Linked DNA regions of Homo sapiens: region 1 is linked to region 2. Evidence: chromatin contacts called from ENCODE Hi-C or POLR2A ChIA-PET data. All regions are on one chromosome and are shown on one strand. The core of a region is the stretch at or near the end of the contact, and the rest is flanking DNA. Distances in the headings are between cores, read along the strand shown. Region 1 holds the start of PGAP2 (post-GPI attachment to proteins 2). Region 2 has its middle 61 kb from the start of ART5.

Region 1 (7,065 bases), core at 2,229-4,728, 230 kb before region 2:
CACGTACATAATCAGATCTCCATACAGACAGGCACAGATATAGTCTCTCTCACACACGACCCACTCAAACCCATTATATACAGTCATGACCCTCACAATCACACACACATATACTGAGTCACATTCCTACAGAGACAGGCACAAGCCCATAGTGCTACATTAAGAGGCCCAAAATACCCTCTAGCCCAATCCTGTTCTCTCTCCACTTCCCAGAAACCCTGGGGTTCCAGAATCTGCTCTTCTATGAAGTAAGGATTTGGCTCTAGGTCTGCCCTCTGGACAGGGATATGGGGCGCGGGGCCAGGAAGAAAGATGTAAGACCACTTTCTCTAGGATATCAAAGTAAATGGGGTGGGACATGTGTCAAACTCTGTTATACTTGTAATTCATTTACTGACTCTATATTACACTTCAGTGACTCCAGCCTCCAGAACCTCACAGAAGGCAGAGGGAGACTAACCCTTGAGATTTCAATTTGCAGGCATCCCCCCAGCAGCCCCGTATGTTTGATGGGCCCCAGTGGAGAGCTGGCTAATCTTGTTAAAAGATATTCAAGATCTAAAGAAGATCCAGATCGGCCTGAATATGAGGTATCAGTGTCCCCATGCCCTACCCCACAGTGTGTGGCCGTTGTCTCCTTGAAGTGGAAGAGCAGGGACCAGAGGATGCAGAAGAGGAAGGCGACAAGTGGACAGCAGACCGTGACCAGGGCCACCATGGTGAAGCGGAGCCGTACCAGGGTCCCATCCCGATCCAGTGGTAGTGGGACCTGGTACATCTTGTCAGACCTGGGGATGGAGTGGCATGCTGTCAGGGCCCCAGGCAGCCAGGCTGGCACTCAGTGATAAAGTCAGCCCTTGTGCTCAGTCCTAAAATTAGCTGTGTGCTGTGGGGTGGGGAGTCTGAGGAGGAAGGCACCTAAACTTGGATAGCTCTTGCCCTGGATGAGGAAGACTGACTCAGAATCCCAAGACAACATTCCACCTCAATTTCAGAGGGAAGACAATGAACCAAATCTGTGCTAGGATAAAGCTTGAATGGACTGGGAGAGCTTCTCCTCACTCCTCTCTGCCTAGCTTGACAGGCCTAGGACTAGAGAAGCTGCTTTAAATAAGTGTCTCTCTTTATTTCAAGAACCAACCCTAAAACCTACCAGTGGATGGCATGGCCCATCTCCTCCCCCAGGCCTTTGAGCCTCGGCCCAGCCTCCAGGCTTCAAGGCCTCTCATCAGCTCTCATTTGCTTCCCCACTGGCCCAGGGCCCTCCTGCACCTTCAGTCCCTTCCCAGGCTCTGTGTGCCTGCACCGCAGTCCACAGTGGCAGGGATTCCATGGAAGCTGACAGAACCCCAAGCCCCCTGCTTGTCCCAGCCTGCTCCCTCACGTGCCCCCAGGGTGAAAGGCTTTGCAGAATCAGGCCTGGTGCTAGCCTGGGATTGCTGTTTGCTGGAGAGAGCTGCTTGGTCAGCTTCTGGAGGCTTCCCAGTGCCCAGGGGGCTGTCCACATCACCCTCCTGTGAACAGATGAGGGTTCCTGGGGGCTGTGATTTCCCCCTTAGATAAGGGTAGCTAAGGTCAGGAACTATAACAAATAAGTGTATACCAACAATCCTAGCCCAGCTCCGCACAGTATACAGAAGGGAAAGTTGGAGCAGGAATCTGCTCAGGATCACATAACAAAGAGATACATGTGGGACCCACGAAGAGTTACACACTGCAACTCTGGCCTTCCTTGACCCCTTCCTCTCTGTGTCTGAACTTGAGAAAGGTCAGGTTAGGACTGGAGTGAGAGAGGCAGAAGAGGCACCTGTTCACAGGAGGAAGAAAAGGAAAAACCAAAATCTACATAGATGAGGCAGTTAGCCCTATTCCCATTGTAAAGATAGAGAAACCAAGACACTCAGAGAGAGAGAAGGGCTGGCTCTTCCTCAAAGCCCTGTGCTGAGCTGAAGGGAAAGCCATCCCTGGAACGTTGGCTTGTTGTTGCCAAGCTAGGGCTGGCTCCAGACACATAAAGAATATACCCTTCTGGGCTCAAAGACCTTGTCAAATCAAGTCCCAACTCTTCCTGACCCCACCCACAAGACTCTCCCTTTAGTCCCACCCTCAAAAAGAACCCTGATCTCAGTTAGGTTGCCATCCTGGCATTCCAGAACAAGCCAGGTGGCTACGCCTCCACATTCTCACCCATTTTCCCCCAGCTGCCAGACCTGATCAGGCAGCCTGCTCCAATTGCTCAAGTTCCTCTCTCCCTTTTAGGAGCATCAGGGATCCCAGGGAGCTGGAAGTGGCTCTGGTGACCCTCCCAGAAAAAAAACACATTCCCTGGATCATCCCTAAATGGACTCTAAGTCCCTTAGGGCCCTAGATGGGGAACATTTTCCTCACCCAGCCCAAACCTAGACTCTGCAGTTGCAGTAGCACTAGTCTTCCCTCCCAGTATCCCTCCCTGAAGGCTGCAGCTCTAGATCCCTGAGGAACCACTAGGATTCCCAAATTGAAGACTAGATCTTCAGGGAATGAAGAGGCACTGCCCAAATCAGGAGTTGATGAGGAGGTTCAAGGGATAATCCATTCCAATTCTTGGAGGTATGCCTGGCCTCCCATTTAGCTGTGTGACCTTTGGCAAGCCACTTAAGCACTCTAGATCTGTTTCCACAGTTCTGCAACATGGGAATCACATGGTTTAGATTACCTCTAAGGTCCTTCCAACTTGGTCATTCTACTCCACACCTCAGGGTGGAGCTGAAGGGCAATTGTTCAGCCTGCAGATAGTTCTACATTCCTCACAGGTACTACTTAGCTGAAAATTGCTTTCTTTGGAGCTACCTCAGCTCCAAAGTCCCTAGAGATCTCCTCAGCCTCGAGTCTGAACCCACATTTACTGAGTGCCTACGGAATACTAGGCCCCCTGCTCTGTACTTGATATACATTGTCTCTTTTAATCTCACCATAATTCTATGAGGTAGGTGCTACAGCCTGTATATTTCCATTTTACAGATGAGGAAACTGAGGCTCAGGGAGGTTCAAAACACTTACTCAAGGCCAAGGCTAATAAATGGCACAGCTGCCATTCAAAACTACTCTATGGGGTTCCAACCCCGGGGCCCCATCCTCCCCACCTAGGACTCCTGACCAGGAGGCCCCGCGGAATAAAGGGAGAGCTCAACCCCTGCACACCCGGCCCCACGCTGGGGAGGGAGAAGAAGGGGGCCAGCTCGGCAAGTCCAGAGAGCAGCAGTTCCTGGGAAACAGAGTGTGTGCGATAGGACGGCAGGTACCAGGACTCCCACAGCGTGGGGCCCGGCCCTGCAGAGGCCAGACCGCGCGGCCAAGCTCCCGAGTGGGGCTGCCCGGCAGCCCAGCACATCCATGCCCATACTCACCCACGCGGTGGTGGCGAGAGTGCCGGCGGAACCCGGGGGCCCAGGTGGCCCGGGGTCGGGGGCTGGCTCTGCGGGCTGGTCAGAGCGCGAACGGCGGGGGCGGGGCCGGCGCTCTCGGGGCGGAACTTAGAGAGGAAACTGCGCCCAGATCCTCCGCTGGCTCCTCCCCGCTTCTGGAGACCCCGACCCCTGGCTCTCCTCCTCAATCTGGCGTGTCCTCAAACCATGCTTTACAGCCCGGGTCTGCCCCCACTAATTTCGGCTGCGTGAGGGCAGCCGGAAGAGCTCTGGATACCTGAGTTTGAGCATGTTGGATAAGCCACCTTGTCGCCTTACCTCTCAGCTGCGTTCCATCTACCTGTTGAAAGAACACAAAATTAATTCAACAGGGGCCGGATTTCTTTCTCATCCGCCCGTCTCTCCTGCCTCGCACCTCCATTCTAACCGAACTATCCAGCCTCGCCCTTCTGAAACATTAAGCCAGTTTCCTCCCAGCCCTGGCGCCCCTCCCCCAAACTTTGCTCGTCAGGGCGGTTGGGGACATTTCAGCAATGGGAAGAGCACCTTTGCAGGCAGTGAGACCCGGTGAGGCACATCCCAGAAACTCTGGCCTAGAGCTGTTCCCGCCTTTGTTCAGGAGAGGGCGCCCTGTCCTACGTAGCGCAGAAAGGATTTCCAGCCACCAGCCTTGGGTCTCCCCACAATGAGAGGATTGATCCCCCAAAACCAGCTGCCAGAGTTCCCTCCCTACCCTGACCATGACTGACCCATGAAAGAACTTGAGGGGGACCCCTGGCTCCCTTTGCAAAGACCATCCCAGCCCAACAGGGAAGGAGGGTGAAGGGACCAAGAATTCCTCCTGCAAGCACACTGGTGGGTAGTCAGAGCATCTGCAGCGGGTGGAGGACCTCTAAGTTAGCCATACCTAACATCGCACTTTTCCACTTAAATCCTCACAGCAATAACACATTCTGAACACCCAGTATATCCCAGGCACTCTTACTTCTTATCTCATTTATTTAATCCTCATAAAAACCCTGTGAGGGCCAGGCGCGGTAGCTCACGCCTGTAATCCCAGCACTTTAGGAGGCCGAGGCGGGCGGATCACCTGAGGTCAGGAGTTTGACACCAGCCTGGCCAACATGGCGAAACCCCGTCTCTACTAAAAATACAAAAATTAGCCGGGCACGGTGGCGGGCGCCCGTAATCCCAGCTACTTGGGAGGCTGAGGCAGGAGAATCGCTTGAACCCGGGAGGCAGAGGTTGCAGTGAGCTGAGATCGTACCACTGCACTCAAGCATGGGCGACAAGAGCGAAACTCCATTAAAAAAAAAAAAAAAAACCTGTGAAAATAGATACGATCTCGGCTCACTGCAACCTCCGCTTCCAGGGTTCAAGCGATTCTCCTGCCTCAGCCTCCCGAGTAGCTGGAATTAACAGGCGCCCGCTACTGCGCCCAGCTAATTTTTGTAGTTTTTAGTAGAGGCGAGGTTTTGCCATTTTGGCCAGGCTGGTGTCAAACTCCTGACCTCGTGATCTGCCCCCGCCTTGGCTTCCCAAAGAGCTGGGATTACAGGTGTAAGCCACCGCGCCTGGCCTTTTTTTTTTCTTTCTTTCTCTCTTTTTTTTTGGAGACAGAGTCTCACTCTGTCACCCAGGCTAGAGTGCAGTGCCACGATCTCGGCTCACTGCAACCTCCACCTCCCGGGTTCAAGCAATTCTCCTATCTCAGCCTCCCGGGTAGCTGGGAATACAGGCGGCACCACCATGCCCGGCTAATTTTTGTACTTTTAGTAGAGATGGGGTTTCGCCATATTGGTCAGGCTGGTCTCGAATTCCTGACCTCAGGTGATCCACCTGCCTTGGCCTCCCAAAGTGCTGGGATTACAGGCATGAGCCTCCGCCAGTAGATACTATTTAATATCCTCATTTTACAATGGAAAACAGGGAAACCAAGTTACCTACTTACACAGCTAATACATGCCAGAACCAGGACTCAAGTCTGGTACCTGAGATAATTCACATAATCCACTATATGCTGTTAATGCCACTTAGCATTTGTTGATTAATTTGCCAGAGCTCTTTTTCATGTGTTCACTTTTGTTCATTCACCCAGTCTAGGCCCTCTCTTTGACAGGCCTCATGTGGAGCAATGGTGGAGGACCCAGAGATACCTCAGACGCACTCTGAGGGGCTCCGAAGTCTGGAGAAGGTGCGCACTCAGAGTGTCTTGTTCTAAAAACTACTTTTCTTGATTTTGAGTTCTCCCCTATCCTGTTCTTTAAGGTCCCAGGACAAATGGACTAGCAAAACTTTACAAAAAGAACTACCTCTCTCCAAATTTGGCAACTAGATTCAGGTTTTCTGCCTTGGGGCTTCATGTCATCCTCTTTGTCTAGCTCCAACCAGGGGTGTCTGCTCCTGGCTATTGTTCCCTATCTTGACACCTTGTCTGTTCTCTTGGCCCTAAGTACCATTCCCTGAGGCTGGGTCCCCTCTCCCTGCCTCTAGACTACCCCCAATGCCCAAACCTTGAGGTGCTCTAATTTAGATTAATTCTTTAATTCTCTGGTGATTTGGGAAATATGGGCAATTCTCCATATAGCCCTGAGCCTCTGTTTCCTCGTCTATAAAATGGTTTTATTTATTTATTTAAAACAAGGTCTCGCGGGGGCGTGGTGGCTCACATCTGTAATCCCAGCACTTTGGGAGGCCAAGGTGGGCGGATCACAAGGTCAAGAGATCGAGACAATCCTAGCCAACATGGTGAAACCCTGTCTCTACTAAAAATACAAAAATTAGCTAGGCGTGATGGCGCGCACCTGTAGTCCCAGCTACTTGGGAGGCTGAGGCAGGAGAATCACCTGAACCTGGGAGGCAGAGGTTGCAGTGAGCCGAGATCGCGCCACTGCACTCCAGCCTGAAGACAGAGCAAGACCGTGTCTCAAAAAAAAAAGGTCTCACTGTCTTGCCCAGGCTGGTCTTGAACTCCTAGGCTCAAGCGATCCTCCTTCCTTGGCCTCCCAAAGTGCTGGGATTACAGGCATGAGCCACCGTGCCCAGCCTGTAAAATTGATTTAGGAATATCCACACTGGGTGTGGTGGCTTACACCTGTAATCCCAGCACTTTGGGAGGCCAAGGCAGGAGGATCACTTGAGCCCAGGAGTTCAAGACCAGCCTAGGCAACATGGCAACAGCATCTGTACCAAAAAATACAGAAAACTAGCTGGGTGTGGTGGCACACACTTGTATTCCCAGCTACTCAGGAGGCTGAGGTGGGAGGATTGCTTGAACCCTGGAGGCAGAGGTTGCAGTCAACTGAGATCATACCACTCCACAACAGCCTGAGTGACAGAGCAAGACCCAGTCTCAAAAAAAAAAAAAAAAAAAAGAATATCCACATCATAGGGTTGTTGTATTAGAGGTAATGTAGCAGTGTGCCAGCCATGTGGGAGGTACTCAGTACATGATGGTCATTATGATTAGACATGTCAGCCACAGTGTGAACTCGTCCTGAACTTTTTTTGTATTGTCTGACCTTGGCTGTCACCGACCCTTTCTGAAATCTCTTTATTTCACTATCAGTTTGAAAGACCTCGCCTACCTTGATTTATGTGAGGGAAGATAAAAGAAATAAAAAGAGTTCTTGGGCCGGGTGCGGTGGCTCACGCCTGTAAT
Region 2 (6,127 bases), core at 1,962-4,461:
GGCTTAAAAATAAGATTGCTTTTTTGTTTGTTTGTTTGTTTTGGTTTGTTTTATGAGATGGAGTCTCGTTCTGTCACCGGGTTGGAATGCAGTGGCATGATCTCGGCCCACTGCAACCTCTGCCTCCTGGGTTCAAGTGATTCTCCTGCCTCAGGCTCCCGAGTAGCTGGGACTACAGGCGTGTGCCATCATGGCCCGCTCATTTTTGAATTTTTAGTAGAGACGGGGCTTCACCATGTTGGCCAGGATGATCCGATCTCTTGACCTCGTGATCTGCCCACCTCGGCCTCCCAAAGTCCTGGGTTTACAGGTGTGAGCCACCGTGCCTGGCCAAACATAAACTTACTTTCTTATCTCTTTTGCTGAACTCTATTTTCTTCTTTTCCCAAATGTCTTTATCCGGAAGAGCTTTTAGCAACAAAGTTACCCAATGCCCTTCCCTAGTCTCTCCTTGCAACTGGCTCTCAGCAGGGGGTGGGAGGAAATCCTTGACAGAACCAATTTACATGACTGTTTGGAGGACTCTGGCTAGCCCCAGGAGGTGTTTGCATTTTTAAATGGTTACTAGTGTCAGAATGTTTCATGAGTAAGAGCACAGCCTCTATGTTGGATGCCCTGAATTTGAATCTCAGCATTGCCACTTTGTATATAACCAGAGGATGGATTTGGGGACCCAATGGATCTACCATGACATGAAGTTGTACCAACATTCACCTGACCTCCAAAATGCCTATTCTGACTGGTAGACCCTAGTCTCAGCCTAGTGCCAGTTCAGAGCCTGTGTCCAGTGATCCTGCACAGGTCTCATTAGTTCCTTTTCTCCTGTTCAGTCATCCTGGTAAAAGGCTGTGTATTCCCTTGGGGGCAGGCTGGGAGAAAGATTGACAGTATAAATTTTTGGCAGTGGAGCAGAGTCCTTTCTGGAGGGGACCTGGCTTCCCATTCAGACAAGGGACTCCGGGTCTGTGAACTGGCTTATGTCTGGGAATTGACTGGGGACTGTGACTCTGTTTTTATGATTCAGATTAGACTTCTGCTCACCTGACCTAGAACTCTTCTGCAAACACAGATCCAGTAAAAATGTGGCAGGCTTCTTATCTATTTCACTTCTAGGAATGCCACGATCAGCAGGCACCATAGGTCTCTGCGAGTCAGGCAATTCTGGTTGCAGCTTTGACTCTGCTGTCTTTTATGGTAACTGCGTCCACCTTGCCTTTGGGGATTGAGTGCTCTGATCACTTGGCCCCAGCCCCTGTAGTGTGCCTATTTCAATTACCCTCTTTATACCTCGGTCTCTTCCTCTGTAAAATGGGCATCCTCATTGCACCCACCCCCAGGGCTGCTGTGAGGTATAGATGGATTAGCATATGGCAAGTAATAGAAGAGTGTCTCAAAGTCCATGTGTCGTTATCAGAATTATTTCATGACAGGGGAGAGCTGGAGGAGAGAAGAAGGTGCTGAGCACACCCATGTGCTCTCCCACCAGTGTTTCCTGAGCACCTACTATGTGCTGCCCACTGTGAGAGCTGTTAGGGTTGAAATAGGGAGCACAGCAGGGTAGGGGCCGCCATCAGGAGCTTAGTGGGGAGACCATTGTGCAACATGTTTCCAGCGCTTGGGGTGGGGAAGCTCAGGGAGTAGAGGGGCCTAGGATCCTGGGCAGAATCATGGAAAGGACACAGCCTCCCCAGCCTCTCCTGCCTCCACTGCCTCCCTGGCCTCCTCTGCTTCCCTGGCCTCTCCTGCCTTCCTGGCTTCCCCTTCCACGCCAGCCTTCCCAGTCTCCCCTGTCTCTCCTGCTTTTGAGGTAGGCCAGGAGCTGCTGGTGCTCACTTAGCCTGTCCTGGACTCTGGGTGTAGCACCTCAATGTCCAGAAAATACCCCCGAGTTCAGCTCATCACACAGCCAGGGAAGGAGCTCCACACTGACACTAAGGGTGCATCCTAGGCTCATTCATCAGGGCATGCCTCCAAAATATTTCTCCACGTCTCCTCCCTTTGCCCACCTGCATTGTCTCTGTGCTTCAGCCCCGGCTGGGGGTCTGCAAGGATCCCCTATCTCCTCTGCCCCTGCACGGCTGGGTCCCAGGCAATCTGTGTGCCCACCACACCTCTCTCCCCTCGCCCTCCATGCTCCAGCCCCACAGTCCTCTTTCTGCTTCTTTCCCAGCCCCTGGGCTTTTGCACACGCTGTTCCCTCTGCCTGAACACCCTCCACTGGGCTGAGAACAACTCTTTGAGACCTCTCTCAACTTTTACTTCCTTTGGAACAGCCGCTGCTGCTGTCCCTCTCCCAGCTCCAAGACCTGCTGAGCCTCCTGTCTTTTTCAGTTCCCATGCACCCAACACTTCTTCGTGGCCTCCTTTTGCCCAATTGACAATGTCCATTCTCAATGCCTTCTCACCCAGCGCTGAGCCCCACTGGGTGAAGGCAATGCCTGTCATGTTCACCACAATATCCCCTCCCCCATCACCACGCCTGGTCCACAGTGATGCTCAAAAAAGATCTGTTGGTAGCAAAGAGAAGGTGCATTCGTGTCATCCTGCAGGCGGAATTCTCCACGAGTTTGGAGCAGCCTCGGTTTTCCCACCACCTCCAAATCATGGAAGACACAGGGTAAGAGCAAAGACAAGGTGGCTGTGGCCGATGTCCACCCTCTCGGGGCTTCCCTTCTCTTCTCTCCTCCTTGGGGAGGGAGACCATCGGGGTGCAACCTGGCTGCAGCGGGGAGGAGGGGCAGGGCCTGGTCAGAGCGGGTATGGCCACAGGCAGGGGACAGCGACCGCTTGGGCCGGGGCAGGTGAGCGCAGCGCAGGCCAGGGCCCGGCGTGTCCGCGGTGCGCGCGAGCGGCCAGCAGAGGGCGCCAGAGAGCCAGGAGCGGCCCGCGGAGGAGCCAGCGCCCGCCCCGATGCCCAGCTCCGCGCCGCGCGGACCCACCGAGCCCGCGCTCAGACGCCCCAGCTCCGCCGAGAGGCCGCTCGCGCCGGGTCCTTCCTCTTCCCCAGGTGCAGGCAGAACCCCCGGAGCCATGGCCAGCCCTTCCGGCAGCTCCGAAGCCACTGGCAAGCCCCGAGGCAGGGATGGCCGGCCCAGGAGGGAGGAGGACGACGTCCCTCCCGAGGAGAAGAGGCTGCGGCTGTTGCTGGAGGGGGGAAGCGCACAGCCCGAGGACGGGGAGGACGCGCCGCGGCCGGGCAGGAAGGAGACCGGCACCCAGACAGGTGGCGACGGCAGAGGAGTAAGTGACGCGGGCGCTGGGGTCCGGGGGTCCCGGGGGCGCAGGGTAGGGGCGGCGGGAGGCTCCGTGGCCGGCCCCGGGTTGAAGTTGGTAATTGAGCGGCAACTCAGGCGGGCGCGGAGTGACAGCTCGTGACGGCCTCCGAGACGCCAGCTGCCCCTTCTCGGCTGTGTGGCTTCGACTTCCTGATTCTCCCACGACGTCCCTGGCCGGGAGACGCGCTGGACTCTGCGGCTGGCCAAAAGGGGAGGGGGAGCCCCGCGTCCTGGGGGCCCCTAGCAGGGGAAGGGGCGGGGGTTGCGCCGGGCATCCTGTCTGGGGCATCTGTCTGGGACTCTGCCGGTGCCTCTCACCTGGCGAGGGGCCTGTGGTGGGGGTAGGGGGGAAGTCCCTGGCGCCAGGCTTGGCCAAGCCCTGCTCTGCTGGACTGCGGGCTGGCGGCGCTCACCCAGCTCCTCACCTGTCCCGCATCTTCCTGTTTTTCTTCCCTTTCTGGTTGGGCAGCGAGAGTTGAGAGGAGGCAGATGGCTTCCATCCCAGAAATCGCTCTCCTCTTTCCATCCCTACAGAGAGGGACAGAGAGGCAAAGTTCCTTGCATCCCCCGGGGCGCTGTCCCTGTGAGCTCCCGGTGTCGTGCACACGTGAGCCCCTGAGTCACCGGGCTTGTGTGTGTGCGATGGGGCTCCGTGGCCAGCCTGGCCTCCTGGGGTTCACTTTCTGCTTTCCTACCCCAGCTCTTCCTGTGTGGCTTTGCTGGCCTTCCACTGAGGAGGCACATGGGTTTGGAGGGCAGATGAGAGCCCACTGGAGAGCTGTACCCCTCAGTGAGGGCCGCCACCTTGATGGTTTTTGATGGATATTGGGGTTGACCTGTTTGTTCCTTCCACATGTTTTTTTGTTTGACCATTTGCTCAGCTGAGCTTGTCTTAATAATTGGATTCGTGGTTAATGAGCCCCACATGGGCGAGAGAGCGGCCTTCATTCTGAACCCATTTAGGCAGCACGGGCAGCCCTCCTCGCCGTGGGCGGCATTAGAGCCCACCCTGCCCAGTCTTGGGGTTGCTCCTTGATGCTGTCTGGGAGGCTTGCTCATGGTGACATCCTTATCTCTCCGTGCACGTTACCGCATTCAGAGCTTGGGTCACGTGGACACTGAACTCAGGCGAATTTTCTCTGAGATCCCGGGAGAAGGAGGACAGTTCTTTGGAAGGTTTTCCAGGGCTGATCACGGAAAGGATGAGAAGGGAGAGGTCCTGGTCGGGGACACAATTACGATGGCAGTGTAACGCCGGGAAACTTTATTGCATGAAGTCCCTCTCACTCCCTCTACCTCCTTCTTTTACGTGGACTCTGCCAAAGACCAGGATACCAGAATGCAGTGGAGTGACCAAGTGTAGTGGGACCTTGGGAACCCGAGTCTGGAGCCAGGCAGCTGGGGTTTGCATCCTGGTTCTGCCCCTCCTTAGCTGGCTGACATGGCACAAGCCACTTACCCTCTCTGAGCCTTACTGTCTTCGGTGGCAAATGGATCTGTCAACAGGCCCCATTGCCTGGGGTTGTTACTGCTGAGATTAAGGGAAGCTCATCCATAGAAGCACTTAGCGTTGTGCCTGGCACATAGTGTATGGTGGATAAATGGGAATTAGGACTGAAACTCATGCCTTGGTGTGTTTTTGCAGTGATGTTTTGTTCTGGGGTGCATCACAAGAGACAAAGTTCTTGGCTGGGCATGGTGGCTTAAGCCAATAATCCCAGCACTTTGAGAGGCCGAAAGGGGAGGATCGCTTCAGCCCAGGAGTTTAAGACCAGCTGGGCAACATAGTGAAGCCTCATATCTACAAAAAAAAAAAAAAAAAACAGCCAGTTATGGTGGTGTGTGCCTGTAGTCCCAAGTACTTGGGAGGCTGAGGTGGTAGGATTGCGAGAGCCTGGAAGGTCGGGCTGCAGTGAGCTGTGATCATGCCACTGCACTCCAGCCTAGGTGACAAAGTGAGACCGTTTCAAGGAAAAGAGAGAGAGAGAGAGAGACAGACCCACAAGAGTCTTAAGCCAGAGTCTCCATGTTAAAATGCTTTCTGGAGGCTAAAAGGATGATATGTTGATAATGAAATATTTAAAAGGCAGAAACCCCACTGAATTGTTTGGTCCACAGAGGGAAATGGGAATCACATGACCTGAAGGATGATGGAGGAACTGAACAGAAACCATCCTTGTTTCCTGAATCTGAACATGGCACCCTCTTTTCATGGTGCCTGTATCTGCTCAGTCTGGCGGCCCCTTGAAAAGAGGGAATCTTGATTTTCAAACTTAAAATTTGGCCCAAAGCCCACTGCTGCCCACAATGCCCACCAGACCCATTCCTCTTCCCTTTTAGTTTCTATGGGAATACTCTCTTTGAAGAACCCATGAAGCAGTGTCAGGCTGGTGTGAGGATCAGCAGCGATTTCTTTGAGGAGGAGAGCCCGTTTCTTCACTCACAGGCCATGTCTGAGTGGATCAAGAAGAACAGAGTGCCCTTTTAGAGATTTTGTCTGCGTAGACCATTAGCTTGGTAAAAATGTCAAAACCATCCTCGCTCTTTAATAGCAGATTATTTTGGACTTTTCTCTGCAAGAAACAGCATGGGCATTCAGATGCTTTTAAGGATAAAATGTTCTTTCTCATCACCAGGCCTGGTGCTCTGGATGGCTGAGGTTTTAATGTGACTTGGTGTTCCTTGGAGTGGCTCCCAGGCTGTGCTCTTGTGGTTGGGTGGCAAGGGGTTGCTTTATTCGGTGGTGGCTAGAGGATGTTTTAGCAGGTAAATCGGGACCCCAGGAGCCCCTGAGTGCCAAGTCCTGCTGCAGGGCATGTGTTTATGGTGGGGAGGCGGGGGGGGGGGGGGTG

Evidence for each region. Hi-C counts contacts between places; a loop is a spot of excess contacts on that map. ChIA-PET counts read pairs that join two places held with the same protein, here RNA polymerase II (POLR2A). Pooled maps may share reads with other maps.
Region 1: a pooled map shows a loop between it and region 2 (7-fold over the local background). The contact joins the promoter of PGAP2 here to the enhancer-like site in region 2. A Hi-C loop is called at or near these places in 4 of 50 pooled maps. POLR2A ChIA-PET finds 5 or more read pairs at or near these places in 4 of 52 experiments (BJ, PC-9, Panc1 and 1 more).

Annotation. Positions count from the first base shown.
Region 1 is chr11:3,804,973-3,812,037 of GRCh38, reverse strand. It overlaps PGAP2 (post-GPI attachment to proteins 2), which reads right to left and starts at 3,478. Exons shown (of 7, transcript NM_014489.4): 1 at 3,387-3,478; 2 at 614-788. The coding sequence starts at 778. LOC124902618 (a long non-coding RNA gene) reads left to right here. Exons shown (of 3, transcript XR_007062559.1): 3 at 482-873. RefSeq lists a silencer at 3,228-3,557.
Region 2 is chr11:3,578,040-3,584,166 of GRCh38, reverse strand. It overlaps the pseudogene LOC107987159. Among named protein-coding and RNA genes, the nearest start is that of ART5, 61 kb to the left of the region's middle. RefSeq lists an enhancer at 145-786 and a silencer at 2,772-3,041. Within about 2 kb of position 3,211, at least 5 of the 41 ENCODE cell types and tissues checked have a DNase peak (open chromatin) inside an H3K27ac peak, as active enhancers do.